4 separate regions of the Homo sapiens genome follow, and all the other regions are linked to region 1. Evidence: chromatin contacts called from ENCODE Hi-C or POLR2A ChIA-PET data. All regions are on one chromosome and are shown on one strand. Each heading gives the region's core, a stretch centred on a gene start or an enhancer-like site at or near the end of the contact. The rest is flanking DNA. Distances are from core to core; before and after follow the strand shown.

Evidence for each region. A loop is a pair of places that touch in the nucleus more often than their neighbours do. ChIA-PET counts read pairs that join two places held with the same protein, here RNA polymerase II (POLR2A). Pooled maps may share reads with other maps.
Region 2: a loop to region 1 is called in a pooled map, with 2.2 times the contacts of the local background. The contact joins the enhancer-like site here to the promoter of CCDC138 in region 1. A Hi-C loop is called at or near these places in 5 of 168 maps with a recorded cell type or tissue (CD8-positive, alpha-beta T cell, OCI-LY7, naive thymus-derived CD4-positive, alpha-beta T cell and 1 more) and 10 of 50 pooled maps.
Region 3: a loop to region 1 is called in a pooled map, with 6 times the contacts of the local background. The contact joins the enhancer-like site here to the promoter of CCDC138 in region 1. A Hi-C loop is called at or near these places in 3 of 168 maps with a recorded cell type or tissue (B cell, CD4-positive, alpha-beta T cell and naive thymus-derived CD4-positive, alpha-beta T cell), 16 of 37 single-sample maps with no recorded cell type and 18 of 50 pooled maps. POLR2A ChIA-PET finds 5 or more read pairs at or near these places in 1 of 52 experiments (activated naive CD4-positive, alpha-beta T cell).
Region 4: a map of CD8-positive, alpha-beta T cell shows a loop between it and region 1 (4-fold over the local background). The contact joins the enhancer-like site here to the promoter of CCDC138 in region 1. A Hi-C loop is called at or near these places in 4 of 168 maps with a recorded cell type or tissue (CD4-positive, alpha-beta memory T cell, CD8-positive, alpha-beta T cell and naive thymus-derived CD4-positive, alpha-beta T cell) and 10 of 50 pooled maps.

What each region holds. Positions count from the first base shown.
Region 1 is chr2:108,784,130-108,788,625 of GRCh38, reverse strand. It overlaps CCDC138 (coiled-coil domain containing 138), which reads right to left and starts at 1,855. Exons shown (of 15, transcript NM_144978.3): 1 at 1,711-1,855; 2 at 537-594. The coding sequence starts at 1,803. It overlaps RANBP2 (RAN binding protein 2), which reads right to left. Exons shown (of 29, transcript NM_006267.5): 29 at 2,817-4,496. RefSeq lists a silencer at 1,457-2,046.
Region 2 is chr2:108,633,532-108,637,872 of GRCh38, reverse strand. The region is part of intron 1 of LIMS1 (LIM zinc finger domain containing 1); the gene reads right to left. Among named protein-coding and RNA genes, the nearest start is that of LIMS1-AS1, 43 kb to the left of the region's middle. RefSeq lists an enhancer at 1,018-1,592. Within about 2 kb of position 1,357, at least 25 of the 41 ENCODE cell types and tissues checked have a DNase peak (open chromatin) inside an H3K27ac peak, as active enhancers do.
Region 3 is chr2:108,591,954-108,596,595 of GRCh38, reverse strand. All of the region lies in intron 1 of LIMS1 (LIM zinc finger domain containing 1), which reads right to left. Among named protein-coding and RNA genes, the nearest start is that of LIMS1, 60 kb to the right of the region's middle. RefSeq lists silencers at 2,150-2,199, 2,220-2,309 and an enhancer at 1,501-2,700. Within about 2 kb of position 1,420, at least 10 of the 41 ENCODE cell types and tissues checked have a DNase peak (open chromatin) inside an H3K27ac peak, as active enhancers do.
Region 4 is chr2:109,027,992-109,032,733 of GRCh38, reverse strand. It overlaps a transcript of RANBP2 not described here. Among named protein-coding and RNA genes, the nearest start is that of EDAR, 41 kb to the right of the region's middle. Within about 2 kb of position 1,678, at least 9 of the 41 ENCODE cell types and tissues checked have a DNase peak (open chromatin) inside an H3K27ac peak, as active enhancers do; they include CD8-positive, alpha-beta T cell, where a contact is called at or near this core.

The DNA.
Region 1 (4,496 bases), core at 606-3,105:
GCCTCAGCCTCCTGAGTAGCCGGGACTACAGGAGCCCGCCACCACACCCGGCTAATTTTTTGTATTTTTTTTAGTAGAGACGGGGTTTCACCGTGTTAGCTAGGATGGTCTCCATCTCCTGACCTCGTGATCCGCCCGCCTCGCCTCCCAAAGTGCTGGGATTACAGGCGTGAGCCACCGCGCGCAGCCTATTTTTTTCTTTTTTGAGACTGAGTTTCGCTCTTGTTGCCCAGGCTGGAGTGTAGTGGCGCCATCTCGGCTCACTGCAACCTCTGCCTCCCGGGTTCAACCGATTCTCCTGCCTCAGCCTTCCCAGCAGTTGGGATTACAGGCGCCCGCCACCATGCTCGGCTAATTTTTTGTATCTTTAGTAGAGACGGGATTTCACTATGTTGGCCTGAGTGGTCTCGAACTCCTGACCTCAGGTGATTCGCCTGCCTCGGCCTCCCAAAGTGCTGGGATTACAGGCGTGAGCCACCGCGCCCAGCCTCAAATTAAATTTTTGAAACCCCCAAATATACAAAATACCGGCTTACCTGGGGAGGTTAGAGTTCTTCTCTTATACTTAGACTGATAAAAATTTGAAAAATCATACTAAAAAAAAAAAGAAAAGATTTAATTTGTATACTAAAAATCAATTTACTGTCTCAAAATATTTCCCCACAAATTATGTATTAATTACAAAGGTTAGAGTGGAGAAATCTTGTAGACACCATCTTAACCAAGTGATCAAAACTAATATCATCAATAATGTGACAAACCAACGTCATGTTCCTCCCCACAGCAGGCCACACATCACTCATCTCATGCTCCTGCCAAAAATGCATAATCAATCTAACGAAGAAGCATCTATAAGATAAACCCAAACGGAGAAACAATCCAATAAATAATTCTTACACTTCTCAAAAAAAAAACAACCTTACAGAAAACAAAGGCTGTGAACCTGTTCCAGATTAAAGGCAACAAAAAGGACAATCAAATACAATCAATGCTCGTTCTTGGGTCGGATCTGCACTAGGAAAAAATTTTCCTATAAAAGGTTTTATCGAGATAATTGCTGAAATTTCTTATGAACTCTAGATTACCAAATATTATACCAATTCTAAATTTCCTGAAAATATTACTGTGGTTATTAAAAGACAACGTCCTTATGCTTAGGAAAAATGCACAAGTTATTTCTATTCAGAGGTAAAGGGGCATGATGCCTGCAAATCACCCTCAAATAGTTCAAAGGGAAAAAATGCGTTTGTAGGGAGGGAAGGGGAGAGAACGAATGGTAAAGCCAATGTGGCAAAATATTAATTTGTGAATGCAAGTGAGGGTACAAGGGAATTCTTGGTAATACTGCAGCAACTTTTGAGTAAGTCCGAAATTATTTCGAAATAAGCCGCTTTTAAAAAGCAATTCAATTGTTTTCACAACTCCACTCACATCACTGCAAAAAAAAGCTGAATAGCACTTTCTCCAACACCACACCATGCCCAGTATACCAGGAACACAGAGGCATAGGTGAAGCGGCACCCCCGCACCCCCGCAGCGCAACGCCCGCCCCTCCCGCCTGCTTCCACGAGGCCCAAGCCGCAGCCACGGCGGGAGTGCCGGGGCCGGGACCAGAGCCGCTGCGCGCCCCCAGGCCGGCTGCGCGGGGCACGGAGCGGGCCGCCCCCCAGCAGCAGGAGCCCACCCGCGGACCTCAGGCGGCGGCTTCACCTCGTCGGGGCAGCTGCCCCCGAGTCCGTAGCGGCTTTTGAGACTCTCCACTACTAAATCCTGCCCCGGTGGCTTGACGACCCTCGGCTCCATAGCACACAGCAACCGTACCAGTCTCCCCGGGAACCGCGTTCATCAAACCCGCGGCGCTACGCGGCCGCAGTGCGTCACGACGTGCCAGACCCCGCCCCCCCGAGGCACGCACGGCGGCAGGGAAAGGGCGGGGCGGGGCGACCCGGAGACTGCAGCCCGGCTTGTCAGCGCGTCCTCCAAGTTTCTCGTGCTAGCACTACACACCTCGTAACTGAGTAGTATTGCATCTCCCCGCGATAGTCCTGCCCCGGCTGCCTGGGTGCCACGGGTTGAGGGGCACCGAGGCCCCGCACCTGCCTGCAGCGCTCCGCTCCAGCTCCATTTAACCTGTTAAGTTTGGTGTGCGTTGCGCTCACCACATAGACCGGTCGTTCCATCAGAAGTGACCTTTGCTAACTGCCATATAAAAGAAAAACCAAGAGTATATCTGAGCCGGGAGTGGTGGCGCGCGTGTAGTCCCGGCTGCTAAGGAGGCTGAGGCGGGAGCATTGCTTTGAGCCTGAGAGTTACATCTATCTTGGGTAACATAGCAAGACTCCCATCTCTTAAAGTTAAAAAAAAAAAAAAAAAGGGAAAGCTGAGCATAGACATTGCAGATTACCTCACTTTCCCTGTGTTCCATATGGGGTATAACAGGGTATTAAAAAGAATAGTTAGAATGTAAGCACCCTGGAAAAAAAACTTTTTTTTTTTGAAAAGAAAAAAGCTTTTGCCAATACCTACAACAGTGCTAACCATAGTACATAGTATACATCAACCTGAAAACCTATGTTAAACAAAACTGACTGAGGGGAACTGTACAACCACTTCATTTTTCTCATTCATAAAATTACAGTGGTGTAATCTTTTACTTTCTAAATTGTGACTGTCAGCTGCATCTCTGGACTAACAACTCCTAAATTCTCTGGATTAAAGTTCCCAAATGCCCAAGTTTTATAAAATCTGTACTTCAGCAGTTATTATCTGAAAATTACTTAGGCCATACTTTTTGCCATAAAGTACCACTTAAGATGTACAAATAATGAATTTTATTCTATCTTTAAGCAGATTTTAATGAGACAACATAAAATCCAGTTTAAAAGGAAAGATACATATTATCGTGGGTTTAGACCACATCAGTGATTAAATAACAAAGAGAAATCAAAGTCCTTTCCTGAAATGTGACACAAAGACTTTCTCATAAATGCCACAAGCCACTTTTAAGCATCTTTGGAATACTAATACGGGAAAAGTCAGTTTACATGTCATTTTGTCAAATTTTTGGTCAAAGTTTTTAAAGCTTTTTAATTTGTAACTTTAGTGCTTTAGGAAAGCATACAAATCTGTAAAAAGTCTCTTAAAAAGCACTTGCATTAACTTAAGAATTTATTCTAAAATCATGACGAAGGCATCAACTGTCTCAGCTGAAAAGTTACAACACACTTTACATCAGTTTATATTACATAGATTTCCAAATAAGCCAATTTGAAATATTTAGTGTAAACATATGTAATCCATGGTTCAAGACTGAACTGATACATTTGGAGTAGGTTTATTTCAAGTATCTGGCTTTGTGGCCGAGTGGAATGGTGATGGTATACCATCACTCATTACTCGCACAACATCCCTCCCCTCTTTTGACTGGTGGTTGAACAGTTACTTGCTTTAGGATACCCAATTTCCAAATCCCCATGTAACAGGGAATAAACCTGTCTTTCCTCACTAAATAAAATGAGGTAATTTCACCCGAAAGAACACAGATGGGTGGAAGACAGTCAATATTCATAATTGCAATATACAAAATTTTGTGTTCTACCTGGATTCTTTGTAGTTCCATATTGAGTAGGCCAATAAGAACATCCTCTTTTCTTTAGCAATTTGCCTAACATTTGATACAAGCCATTTCCAAATACGTTTTTGGTGTGTATCAAACTTGAGAAACTAGGAGCTCTGGAAATTATGCAGCAGTTTGAATTTACTGCCTTTAAATTGTCTTCCTTACTTTAGAATGAACCCGAAGCGTAAGTAATGAATTTTTTGGATGTCAGTGGCTCTTAGGAATTGTCATTTTATTTCTGCTACAAAATTTACCAGAAAAAGGTACTGCAACAATCTTGTATAAAGCAAATCTTTAACGAAAGAACATGGTATAGACTTTCTAAAAATATTCATACTTTATCACAATAACTACAAGGAAAAATTCAATTTCTATCATCAGAACCAAGCTGCAGTTTCTGAGGTAGTAGAGACAGATGACAGAAAAGTTTGAAACAAAACCCCTAAAGGAAATAGTCAACTTGTTTAAAATGTAAAAATTAATCGAATATCTATGAAAGGGCACAGGAAGCTAGATATTTTAAGGAAGGAAGGTACGCTACTTACAAAGTTAACTTGTAACCACACAGGAGGTGTAAAGATTCTAGAGAAGAGCACTTTGGTTAACTCTATACGTTCTGTGGCTCTACCCATTCATAAACGAGTCTCTATGCATAAATGAGTACACCAATAGTTAAGATTACCAAATATATTTCAAACCTAAAATTAAATTATCCAAGTTGTGGTCCCTTTATTCAAATGGTAAGTATATCCATGCAGGAAGTCCAAATATCTTAAAAGGAATTAAAATTAAATTGCATATATCATATTCCTTCAATAGTTTGAGGTCTATTGCTTTTAACAAGATTAGTATTATTCCATTTTAATACGTCAGGAGT
Region 2 (4,341 bases), core at 108-2,607, 150 kb after region 1:
AAAAAAAAATCTTAAAATTTTCTCTCATAGGTTAGGTGATTTTTCTCTGACCATTTAGAAACTTTAACTAGAAAATGTCTCTGTACTAGTTCCTTTATATTTCAAATCACTTATCTTTTCATTCTTTTATTTTTATTCGTATTGTGATCCATTAACATACATTCTCACACCTAAACAGCTTTTTAAAAAGATAACATTGTGTTCTGGTCAAAACAGACAAATTAGAGGAAGCTGTGTTTCCAATACAGAATGGCAGTATTTTTAGCTAGGAATGCTGACTTAGGAGAACGCCCAGATCACCAGTGACAGCCTCCAGTGTGTCAGGAGCTCTTGACACGGCTGTAGTGGCTGTAGCACCAGAGTATCTGGCTCTAAATAACACCCTTATTTTAGTTCTGACTCAGTCAAGGCTATCTCCCTGGACATTAACCTTCAGCTACACTGGGAGGGAAGTCCGTGGGAGTTTTTATTTTGTGACTAAGCTTAACACGGGGTTTACTTCCCTCAATGATAAGGTAAAAGAAAACCATGAGAATTTCAGAATAGAACAGAATAAAAAACATTTCACTTGAGTCAAGTGAAAACAATGAACCTTTTCAAATTCAAATGTACATATCTTTCACTGCCCGTTATTTTCTTTTTGACACAGAACATGTTTTGTGTAGATTTTACTGCATTAAACAGCATTTGAAAATACTGACCAGGATGAAGCAGAGGAACTAAAATACACACACACACACACACACACACACACACACACACACACACACACATATATGTATATTTTGCTGAATTTAAAAAGGTTTCTTTTCTTTCATTAACTTTAAATTTTGTGAAATGTACACAGAAAGGCAAGGGATTATTTCAGCTACCATAACTTAGATTTTGCCATAAGTACAATGAAAAAAGATGTGGAAATAGTATAAGGTCAGGAGGTCAACCACTGTAAGCTGGTGCTCATGTAACACTGCCCAGCTACAACCAGGCTAGCAGCATCTCCCAGGGGCCTCAGTCACTCCTCTTGTTCTGCAGGCTCCTGTGCTCAACCTTCCTCTCTCCCCACACAGAGCTCTCCATTCTCTGTCACGGAATGAAGCTATGGTTTTTGAAAGCAGTTCACAGGGCTAAGTAGGAAGCTCTTTATTCCATTCCTTACCTCTTCTCAAAAAGTGGTATTCTATACATCTAGCAATAATATATAAAAATATGGCAATTACCCACTTAGACAGACCCCCTTGTGTCCTGTAGGAGGCATCACTGGGATATTGCTAGGTGCTGGTGATGCAGTTACTGCTACCTCTGTGAATCTTTGTCCTCTATGAGCAGCACTGAGACCTTGTCAGTAGAGGGTGCTGGAGAGACACTGCAGGAGGAAGAGGTTTGCTTCCCAGTCCTGCCTGCTCCCTGGGCAAAGCTCCTGCAGCACTCTGGCTTCTTCGGTGTCTAGCTCCTGCAGGGCATGGTGGCTAGCACCAGCTTCAGTGGCACTGGCCCCTCAAAAGTTTTACAGCAGAGTGCCTTGGACCCTGATGGTGCATGCAGCCAGCAGCACCCATCCCTTGGCAGTCAGCTATGTAGGGGGTACCTTGGGTGAGGGAACTCACTGGGAACAGCCTTCTCTGGTATTGGAAAGGAGGATTTCCAGCAATCTGTGCCAGCGACTTTTCTGCATGCAGCATGCCCTGGTAGTGTGACCCCGGGCACGGAGTAGGGCTCCTCCCTTGGCACTCTAACTCAGCTCTAGGGTCCGTGGCTGCTCCTTACAGCGGCTATTCCTATACTCTTTTGCTTTCTCTCCTCTTACTAGCCAATTCCTTATTACTCCAAAACCTTGTTAGAGTTAGTAATTCTATCTTTATATTAAACCTTTCCTGTTCAAATTAGCGTGTGGGTTTTCTCTCCTGGTTGGACCCAGGCCGACAGAGGCAGCCTATGTGAGGACTCTGCAGCTGATGGTACTTAGACCTTTTGGGCTCTTTCTCCAAGATGTCACTTAGGAATTTAAACAATTGTATTTACATTCAAAACTAGGAACAGACGATTTAAACAACTGTATTTACATTCAAAACTAGGAACAGACGGGGGGGAGGAGTGTGTTATCACGTAAAGGTACAGAATAATAAACCTGTCAGTTAAACGGGAGTCCAAGTCTGTCTACCTCATTCTTTTTTTTGAGATGGAGTCTTGCTCTGTCACCCAGGCTGGAGTGTAGTGGTGCGGTCTCAGTTCACCGAAACCTCCCCCTCCTGGGTTCAAGCAATTCTCTGCCTCAGCCTCCCAAGTAGCTGGGATTACAGGCACCCACCACCACGCCTGACTAATTTTTGTATTTTTAGTAGAGACGGGGTTTCACCATCTTGACCAGGCTGGTCTTGAATTCCACCCGCCTTGGCCTCCTGAAGTGCTGGGATTACAACCATTCTTTTTTTTTTTTTTTTTTTTTAGAGATGAAGTCTTGCTCTTTCCCCCCAGGCTGGAGTGTGATGGTGCAATCTCAGCTCACTGCCACTTCTGCCTTCCGAGTTCAAGCGATTCTCCTGCTTTGGCCCCCTGAGTAGCTGGGATTACAGGCACCTGCCACCACACCCAGCTAATTTTTGTATTTTTAGAGATGGGGTTTCACCATGTTGGCTAGGCTGGTCTCGAACTCCTGACCTCAGGTGATCCACCCGCCTGGGCCTCCCAAAGTGCTGGGGTTACAGGCGTGAGTCACCGCGCCCAGCCACAGCCATTCTTTATTTATGTAAACTAGAGGCCACACATGGACTCATTGTTCAAGTCAGGGCCAGAAGATATGGCCACCCCACACCCCAGTGTAGACCCCCATCCTCATGGCACTTTCTGGCCCCAGTGACATGTCTGGGGGCCACTCAATGTGAGCTCCTGGGTTCCTCTGTGACCCCAGCAAAGAGGCAAACAGGGACACACACCCATTGGTCAGTCCTCAAGAACAAGAGGAGAATAAAGGAACTGAGGCGATCAGTGAACTTTTGTTCTTCTTGAAGATGACTGGGAGGGTGGCTAGGACAGCAGCTCCTTGGGCAGTCGCTGTGCTCTGCTGCGCCTGGCCGTGAGGGCTTCTGTGAAGCTTTACTGTGAGTGCTCCACATGCTTTCCTGTCATGGTCATTCCTGAGCCTCCCTTCCTGTCACATCACTCCCACAATAGAATGAAGCAGCCGCCTGTTTTCTAAATAGTCCCTCGATTTCAGGACATTTGTGGTGAAAAGGACCATGTGTACCACTTAACACTGATGTGTGTGGCGTCTCTCCAGAGATGTCGCCAGGACAAGGTGTCACATTCAGAAGGCACAGCTTCAGGAGCCTGAAAGCCAGCCTTGGGAGGGCTGAAAGATTTGCCTCTTGCTAGTGGTAGGGGCAATGTTCTGTATGAGCTTCTTTGTTTTCTGAGGGGATTGAGAAAAACCTAAAATGTAATGCAGTAACAGTCTGGACAATTTCTGTTACAAAATGAGCTTTTAGGAGATGACATATTACCTCATTATTTCTTCTCTTTCCTCATTATCTACCTCTCTCCCATTCCCCATTGGTATAGACATTAAATTGAACAGCTGGCATGCTGAATTAACATGAGAGTCACTGAAAACTGAGTGCTGCATGAGAGCTGGCAGCTGGCACACCAGAGAGCCCTGCAGTCCTTCTTCCCTCCCCCTACAGACATCCTGCTAGAAGGAGACCCCAACCTGACACAGGTCAGTTATTGCATGGACTTCCTTGAGCTTTGCCCAGCCTGCTTCCTCCCTCTCTACCCTTGTAAGAGTCTTTGAGGACAATCCTCCCTCCTCTTTCCTTTGGAGCCACAAAGAGGCTACAGCCAGCATCCAGTCCCCATCTCAAACACAAACCTCCAAGAAATACTACTTCTAAAGAACGGTGGTGTGCAAGACAGAATCACAAGAAAAGCTTGGTGGGAGAAACACCACGATGGAGCTCAGGGAGATTATTTCAGGAAATTTTGCAATTGAGGCACAAGGATGGACACACACACACACCTGTGTGTAAATTTCTTATCATTTAATTACTTAAATAATATAAAATAAAACTTAATTTTCCTGATTTTAGGGCAACAAAACTCCCTGCTCTAATCCTTTTATAAACAGCACTGTCGCCAGGGATTTCAGTTCAGAATGGCAAACATGCACTTGTATGACTCTGGGCCAACCAAGTCTTTTAAGTCAAACCTTTAACCAACTATTAGTAAAGCATAAGACAGAACAATCTCTTTTATGGCAGCTCATAAATGAAAAAGCAAAAATGTAATCAAAACTAACTTGGCAAGAGGCCAAATTCATAGGCTGAGAAAACAGAACAAAATAACTGA
Region 3 (4,642 bases), core at 171-2,670, 190 kb after region 1:
CATCTTGGCCTCCCAAAGTGCTAGGATTACAGGCGTGTGCCATGCCCGGCCAACATGCCCTTTCTTTACATACATCCCTAATGGGGAAAGTAAAATCTGAGACCTAACTGAATTCCATTGATCTGTTCTGTAAATCATTTTACATTTATGTTAATCTTCCAAAAAGTGTGCTCCCATTTTCCTCACCTCTTATTTTTAAAATGTTATCATATATAACACCAGACTCCTGAGCCACCCTCTGGCTTTTCTGCCCCTTCCACAGCTACAGCTCATCTTCCACGGACCCTTTCATTTCCTCCTTTGGAAATTAAAGACAGCACATGCTCATTTATCTCACACTCTTTTGTAAGAATTACAAATTAACTCGTATTAATACTAAGAGTATTAATTATCGCTAATTAGAAATAAGCTGAGAAAGATAAAGTACTATACAAATGTTGGCCGCTGAATGGCTACAGGGACACATGAAGTCAAAACAGTATCAGGTCTTTCTATGTCTGCGGCAGAATGCCAAAGCCCTGACACACATCCTTTTAGCAGCTTTAAGTCACTTCTGCAAGTGAATACTAGGAGATCGTCCCTTACTCCTGATCTTTGCTCTCAGGGGGCCACTTCAGCATAAGCCTTCCACCCTCCACAGATAACCTCAGGTTCTCCTCAAGCCTCTAGATCTTATTTCACATTTTATCATAGGTGCAACTTCTTGTGTACTTAACACTGTTGAACTGTTGAGTTTAAAAATGATTAAGGTGGTAGATTTTATGTGTTTTTTACCACAATAAAAAAAAGAGGCTCCAAACGAGCTGCAAAATGAGGGCCCTAAAAGATTATAAAGGACTCTAATTCTAATGTTTTTCATTTTTCAGATGAAGGAACAGAATGAAAGTCCCACAGTTGAGAGCCAAGAACAGGACCTGGGGGGTACACTGATTCCTAGTACACAGTTGACTACAGAACAACAACAACAACAACAAAATAAACCAAGTACAATGGGAAAAACTGAAGAAAATAGTTAAGTGGGACAAAGGCAACAAAGTAGGCAGAATCACAAGAAGAAAGAAGACCAAGGGAAAATTTCAAGAACATTTTTTAAAGTAAGAAAGCATGGAAGAAATGACTGAATATTATAAATATAGGATGGTCCCTGTTTTGCTGGAATAGCAGTCTGAAACCATCATTTATCTTGGTCTGGGTGGAGCTGAGGTCTGGGAATTCCCATATAAGGTAGTTTGTTCATGCTTACTTCCTCAAGCACACATTACACCTCCTCATCTGAAAAAGGCACTGGAAGAAAAGATTCTTTGGGAATGACATCCACACATACATTAAAGGCTGTGGTTTCCACTCCTAATGGTTAGTAGATTTGCCAAGACACAGCATCCTCGCAACCCCCACCCAAATACGGTTCAGCATCTAGCAGTCAACACCACAGGGCCTTCCTGTGGTCACGACTGGCAGTGGTGATAAAGGTCGGTATGACCTTACTGCTCTCCATAAATAGCCCTTCAGTCAGTAATGTCCTTGCATGATATGGTCACATTCTTTCAAGAGCAGCCCTGCTTTTATGTATGGTACCTTCCTTCCACAGAGCTTTCCATCTCAGGTGAAGCTGCTTTCTTGCCCCACCATAATTCCTCTCAATGACTTCAAAGCAGGGCCTCTACATTCGATTTTTTTTTAGGATGAGTCTGTCTACCTTTTTTTTAGAGCTATGCTGTCTACTTTGGTAGCCAGTAGTCACATGTAGCAACTTGAAATGTGGCTAGTCTGAATTCAGATGGACTTTAAAGTACCCACTGAATTCTCCTGGTAACTTTAAAATGCTGATGACATGATATGTATATAGCTTGGACATGATGACAGTTTGATATACTGGGTTAAATTAAACATATTATTAAAATTAATCTTCCCTATCTCTTTTTTCCTGTTTTAAATGGCTACTAGAAAATCTTAAAACTACACATGCTGCTTACATTGTATTTCTACAGGATAGCACCATTCTAGATAGTATAATAAGCCCTGCTTATTGAATACGCTCAGTAGAAAGAAACCCTGGAATCCTTTCATTTCAAACGATCTCCTGTCGGCCAGCCAACTTTCTTCATTTGCAGGTGAGATTCTTCATCTGTAATGTAGACAAAATAAACCCCCCTCACAGACTGGTAAGGACTGAGAACACAAAGAAAGCATTTTAAGCGTTCAGCAACACTAAATGTGTTCTCAGTAAATGTCACTTCCCTTTCTGTGGGTGCATTCAGTAGCTGGTTTAGTCATCTTGGGGTTAGTCATGGAACGTCTGGATTCCAACCCTCTTTGTTCCTTTTTCTCCACTCTAATCACTTCCACAGAATTCACCATAACTTAGAGGGCAGGGGTCTGTGGTGAACTTTCTAAGCAAAAGCTACCCCTTCCCCACAGCTGAATTTTTTACTCCTACCACTTGTCGACCATATCCTTCCCACCTCTTCTCTGCTGGTGCATTCATTAATAAATTATTAAAATTAATCTCAAAATTCTGGCTGCTGCTCATTTTCTCCTTTGGGCTGTTACCAGTAGCTCACTGCTATTGTCTGAATTTAAAGGGAGCTTTGTTACTATTCTAGCTATTTCATGTGTGAACACTTCCTTCCCCTCAAGTGCATGGATATCCTTTACTTACCACTAGGGTCTCACCAGATATGTAATGACTGAAGGATTCTACAATGGTCCTAGAAATAAGTAAAATAAAACTGAATGTTGACTTTTAATTACTGACCAGGCCAATCAGGATTACAGGAATGAAAAGTACCTTTTATGACTAAGAAATCACATCTGACTTGGCAGTCTGGTGTTATTTCTGGCTGGTTTATCTGTGGAAAATTCACTTTATGATTTCTTCCCAGCTGTTGCTAGCAGTGTGCTAGGCTGGCAGCCCTAAGAGTTGAATCATCCCCATGGATGATACTATTTTCTCCTTCCCCACCCAACCTTTCCCAGATACTTGGCATTTTTTAGTATTATACAGGTGCTAATTGTTCTGAAAGTCTGGCTTAAATTAAAGTTTATTGTAAATTGACGTAATCTAGCATCTGGATATCATTCTGTGTCTATGTCCCTTTTCACAAAGACAGCAACTCCAGGTCTGGGTAGGCTTGAGAGTGGGGATGGAGAAGTAACTCCGGCAAGACCTTTTCCCCAGCATTCCTTTATAGAAGGCAGGCGGTGAGAAGGAAAGAATTAGTGAGGGAAAGAAAAGGCAATCGAAGGGGAGAAGATTTAAGAAAGAAAAAAGCAAAAGAAAGAGAAGAATGGCTTTTTTCACAGTAGAAGTCACACAGTGGGAGGCTTGGATAAGGTTTAGATATGTTTGGAAGTAGAGAAAAACCATGAGACTATCAGGCACTAAAGTGAATTTAGTTGCTTTCAAACCCTGAACTCTAGTAATTCTGGATCTTAAAGGAGATATGCATAAATGATGCAGAGTAAACTAAAAAACAAAAGCAGAGAATGATTGGAAGTCCCTCAAAAAGCTAAACATAGAATTACCACATGACCCAGCAATTCCAGTTCTGGGTATATATCCAAAAGAATTGAAAACAAGGATGCAAACAGGTATGTGTACACCCATGTTTACAGCAGCATTATTCACAATATCCAAGGTATGGAAACAACCCAAGTGTCCTCCACAACTGAATGTTATATACATTTTACTATTAATACAATAAAAAGGGGAACATTTGTTGTTCACCTAGATCCCACCAAATATCAAGCTAGGATCCTTTTACATACACTACTCACAGATTAAATACTATTGCCATTTACAGATGAGGAATCTGCAACTCAGATATTAAATAATTTGTTCAAAATCACACAAATGGCAGAAGTAAAATTTAAACCCAAGGTCTTTCAACTTACACCACAGTATTTCAAGGATAAATAGGCTCAATGAATAAAGAACAAGTGAGAAAAGTATACGCTCCTTATGGTCTGAAACTGTTAAATAAGTGACAAGAAAGACCATAAACAGCTGAACCCGAAGAACTTGGTAGTCTAAATGTCTTCCCAGGCTGCAAACAAACTTTCTTTCAGCATAGCACATTTTAAAGCCCTATAAGGGAATCTCTGCCTGTTCTCCACACACCCCCCTCCCACACACAAAAATTGGTATAAGTTATTTTTCAATTTTTTTAGATTCTGTATTATATGTCCCATCTGGGCTGATAAAGTATCCTTTTCTCCCAACAATATTATCATACATTTGTGGCAACATTTGGGGTATAAAATACCTCCCCACCTGCCACTTCACTTATTTTAATCAAGCACTCTACAGGACATCAACATTTCATCCTGTAACTGTTCTGACAAACTGCGCCTCAGAAGTGACACACCGACTCAGAGCTAAAACACTGCTCCTGTATACCTCCTTCTCCTGGAACTAATGGGTCAATCAACATATGGCTAACTTTTGGGCAAGACCCAATTTAAAATCACTGTAAGTCCCCGCATGAAAAAAACAAAACTAGGCTGGGCGTGGTGGCTCACACCTGTAATCCAAGCACTTTGGGAGGCCGAGGCACGTGGATCACCTGAGGTCAGGAGTTCGAGACCAGCCTGGCCAATATGGTGAAACTTCGTCTCTACCAAAGATACAAAAATTAGCCGG
Region 4 (4,742 bases), core at 429-2,928, 240 kb before region 1:
GCTCTGTGAGTTGCTACAGGAGTTTCATTTAACCCACCAGCCTGTGCAAGAGGTGAGAGGTGGCCCGACTGTGAAATCCCAGAAGACACATCTAGTTGGCCAAGGCCTCTGCTCTCAGCTGGAGGAAAGACTCCCCCACCCCACCCCATGGGGAGGGGAGAAAGCGCATGGATGGAGTGGGATGAAGAATGGAGAGTGAGGAGAAAGCCCTTCCATGGTGTAAAAGTCAGGGCATCCGCTGAAGCCTCTCACACATTCGACCGATGTCACCCCAAGGAGCAGTTTCACCAGACAGGGTGCTGAGTCTAGCACAGCATCTGTTTGCAGACGGTGCTTGAAAGGACTGAGGTTGGGTCCTGGAGTTCTAAAGTTCTAACCCTTTTCTTCTGTCTTATTTCACCTTCCTGCAAAACAAAGAGGGGGTGGGGAGGGACAAAAAAAATCGCTATGCAGAAGTTCACTCCGGAAAATGCCCTGAAATAAAATCAACAAGATTGATGTGCAGGCAGACAGGTAATAACTTTAGAAGTGAAAGAAATCTCCAAAGATCTATGACATTTTTAACAAAACAGGGGGAAGGTGGGCAGCGCTCAAAACTGCAGAGCGGTAATTACACCCACAGGAAGTCTCTAATGAACTTGAAAACAAAGCTCCGAAGAAAGGGAAAGAAGATAACTGCAGAGTTCTGTTTACGTAACCGTAGGGGGTTTGAACACCAAGAACTTACAGCTCCTGAAACGCGGTGAGGAAATGGGAGGGAGGGCAGCGAGCGTTCAGAGTTTTGGCAAAAGGTCAAAGAGAGTGAACGGATGTGGGGGGAGGGGAAGAAGGTGGCGGGGGGTGGGTGGTAGCGCTCACGGGACAAGAAATTGAGCAAACAGAAAAGCTTAGTTGCTGAAGAAAATACTTAGAGGAAGGAGGGTTCTCTTCGCTGGGGGCAAAGTGGGGCAGCTTTATCCCGCCTGTGGCCCGGAGGTAGGCGTTGGCGCAGGTCTCGCCGGCGCCCGCAGCGCGTCCAGGTTGCCACCGGCAGAGCCCGGCCCACGTGGCCGACGCTGAAGCGGCGCTCTCCGTTCCTCCAGCGGGCGCTTCCCGGCCGAGCTGCAGGGGGTGCACACAGCAGAACTTCACTGCGCCCTCCTCGCCGCACGTGGGGCCAGGCCGTGCGCTAGAGACCCGCGGACTCGGTGCAGCCCGGCGAGGCGGGCAGAGCCGACTGCTGGGTCTGAGCGCGCATCCCCTGCTGCTACTGATTGAAGCCCAGTCCCCGGTGCAACAGTAGTAAGAGGGGGCCTCCAGGGAAGTGATTCCGTCGTAAGGGGAACGGGGCTGATAACCTTATAAGAAGGCTGGAGGAAGCTGTTTCCTCCCTTCCGCTCCTTCTGCAGAGCGTTCCCGTCTCTACCCCACCCCTGCCACATCAGAGCCCCCATCTGTGCTGAGTCAGCCAGCACCCATCAAGAAGCCCCCATCTGTGAGGAACAGGCCCCCCTCACTGCTGACACCTTGATGGTGGACTTCCAGCCTCCAGCACGGTGAAAAGGAAATGGCTATTTATAAATTACTCTCTAAGGTGTTTTGTTGTAGCAGCAGGAATGGACTTAGGGACCCGGAGTTCTTACCATTGCCCAATCACAATACCCTTAGACTCCAGCATCTCCACACATGGCGTCCCCTCGTGGAGCGCTCCGTGTCTTACCATGAGTCAGTGAGACAAAAGGTGCAGATGACACTGATGGTGGTATACATGCACACTGTGTTAGTCTGTGTACTAGTTATGAGTATATATACCAATTATTAAACCATTTTACCAAGAAAATAAAGACTTGGGAGATGTTAAAAAACTGCCAAAGTCGGGTGTGGTGCACCTGTGGTCCCAGCTACTCTGGAGGCCGAGGCAGAAGGACTGCTTGAGCCCAGGAGTTCAAGACCAGCCTGGGCAACATAGTGAGACCTAGAAAACAAACAAACAACAACAACAACAACAAAAACTGTCAAGAGACAGAACCTGGATAAGAAGTGGGTTATATAAACCAAAGTGGTCCAAAAATTCAGATGCCTGAGGGGCCCCAAGCTGGTCCTAGGTACTCAGGAAAGTACAATTCTAGAAGGAGCCTTCTGCTTAACAGCCTGCTGGTCATCCTCAAAGAGGCCACCACTCCCCACTCCTTCTCAGGGAGCCTCATCCCATCAGACAGTGAGGCCCATTCTTTCATTCATTCAGGTCATATTTACTGTCTATCCAGAATGCACCAGGCACTGTGCTAGGTGCTACTATACACATTATCACATTTGGCAGGGTATGGCACACCTCTTCATTTAAAAATAACCTTTCCAATGACATTAACAATGGGCTTTACTTACGTGAAATTCACTTAAAATAGAATTCTAAGGAATTTTACGTAGCATACCATAATTTGGCTAGAGGAGAAGGCTGGGTCTTCAGTGGGAAAATGTTGAAGGTAAAGCACTTGAGCGCATGGCCTGCTGGGGAGAGTGCTGAGCCAGCTGGCTGTGCAGGGGAGGATTGAGGAAAAGGCTGAAAATGAAGGCTGAGGATCAGTTTCATGAGCTCTCGAATCCAGGTTGATTTGAAACTGTTCTTTGCATAGGCAGAACATTCTGAGGTAGCAAACAAAAGTTAGAGTCAAAGAATTCTTTCTAAAGAATGATGTCAAGGAGGCAGTAAATCTAAGACTCACCCACACACTCGAACTGGCACTCAGTAAATGCTTACTGAATGAATGAATCAATCAATCCATCAATACAGAGATAGCAACCAGGATCCTTGTCAAGTCAAGAGGGTTATTAGTATAGTATTTCTTTAAAATAAACAGCCTTATCTGTGAGCAAAATAAGAGGCTGCCCCTGAAGGCTAAGGATGTCTGCATCCATTTGAGAGAAACAGCCTTTCATTGTGCAATGATTAGGCTTAAGTTGCTGGCAAGGCTGGAGACAAGGATAGAGATGAAAGGCTGGATGATGGCTGCCGGGGGGCCCTGTCCTGCAGCTGTTCCAGCCAGGAAAGGAGAGGGGAACAGAGGAGACAGCACAGGCAGCAGGCAGGCATCCCAGGCCGAGGAAGGAGGGAGGGCTCCCCAGGGTCACCCTGCTCTACTTTTGGAGCCTGATGCTGTAAAGTTTGCCCGGCAGGGACACACATGCTGCAGAATCTCCTCTTTCCCCTCATTGAGAGGACCAGGTTTTCCCTTGGAAACGGACAGACACACACTGAGCTGCTGCTTCCCAGGAGGGCTGAGGCACCCTTCAATAACTTCAGGCATCAGTGTCAGCCACATCATGGTTTCCCACCTCCAGATTCCCATGCCTTCCTTACCCTAATGAAGTTTCTCCCATTTACACATGGTCCCTCATCATCCCTCTCCTGGATGCTTTACTAGCTTTATGGAAGGAACTTGGAGGAGTGGCCAAGGCAGAACCCAGCAGCTGCGGCCATGGGGGTGAATGGGGGCTGGGATGGGGAGGGACTCCATAGACTCAGTGTTGACATGAAGGAGGAAAGGGCCCAGGTGTCCTATTAACAGTAATAACAATAATCTTGCCTTAAACCTTATTTATTTATTTATTTATTTTATTTATTTTTGTAGTTTAGAATGAGGTGAGGGCTAAAGAAATAAACAATCACATAGGCCGGGCACAGTGCCTCACGCCTGTAATCCCAGCACTTTAGGAGGCTGAGGTGGGAAGATTGCTTGAGCCCAGGAGTTTGAGACCAGCCTGGGCAATATGGCAAAATCCTGTCTCTACTAAATAAATAAATAAATAAACAAACAAATAAATAAATAAACAATCACAACTAAAGTCGTGACAGCCAGATTCACACATGCATTCTCAGTTGGCCCTCACAGTCCCTGACAGCCACACAGATCCTGAGAGTGTGAGGCTGCTCTGGAAGACAGGAGTGGGGCTTAGACCCGATGACCTCTAAGCTCTGTTCTGCTGCTTTAGGTCCAGGGTCAAGGTGTAGGAGGGGCAAGATATGTGTGGGGGAAGGGCAAGAACCGGGCCTACTGACTTAAGCTACTCATTTGGGTGCATGTCTGCCACCCTCGGAGGGCCTGTGGAATAGGTCAGAGCACTCCTCTAAGTGAGGGCTGTTGGGATCGGATGCTTAGGGCACAGCAGAGGAGATTGAAACAGCATTCAGCACTGTCCAGATGTTGATGCAAGGACTGTCACCCTCAAATACAGTGTGTCAGCCACCATGAGCCACTGTGCAGGAGGGCCTGAGGGTGGCGTGTGGAGACAGGCCTCCCAGCAACGGGGAAGCCAGGGTGCAGCAGCAGGGCCTACCTTCTTGGTGTAAGGCTCTTCCTTCAGTGGAGGTAAGGGCCGTGGCCCAGCATGCACTTTGTACTTTCCATTAGCCCTGAGGCTCAGGTGTCAATTATGGTTTAGCATTTAAAATCGAACAATATGTTTTTATTTTATTTATTTCTTTTGAGACAGGGTCTCACTCTGTCACCCAGAGTGGAGTGCAGTGGCATGATCATGGCTCACTGCAGCCTCAACGTCCTGGGTTCAGGTGATCCACCCACCTCAGCCTCCTGAGTAGTGGAGACTACAGGTGTATGTCACCTGGCCCAGGTAATTTTTTGCATTTTTTGTAGAGACAGGGTTTCACCATGTTGCCCAGGTTGGTCTCAAACTCCTGGGCTCAAGATGTCTGCCTGTCTTGGCCCCCCAGTGTGCTGGAATTACAGGCGTGAGCCACCTCACCC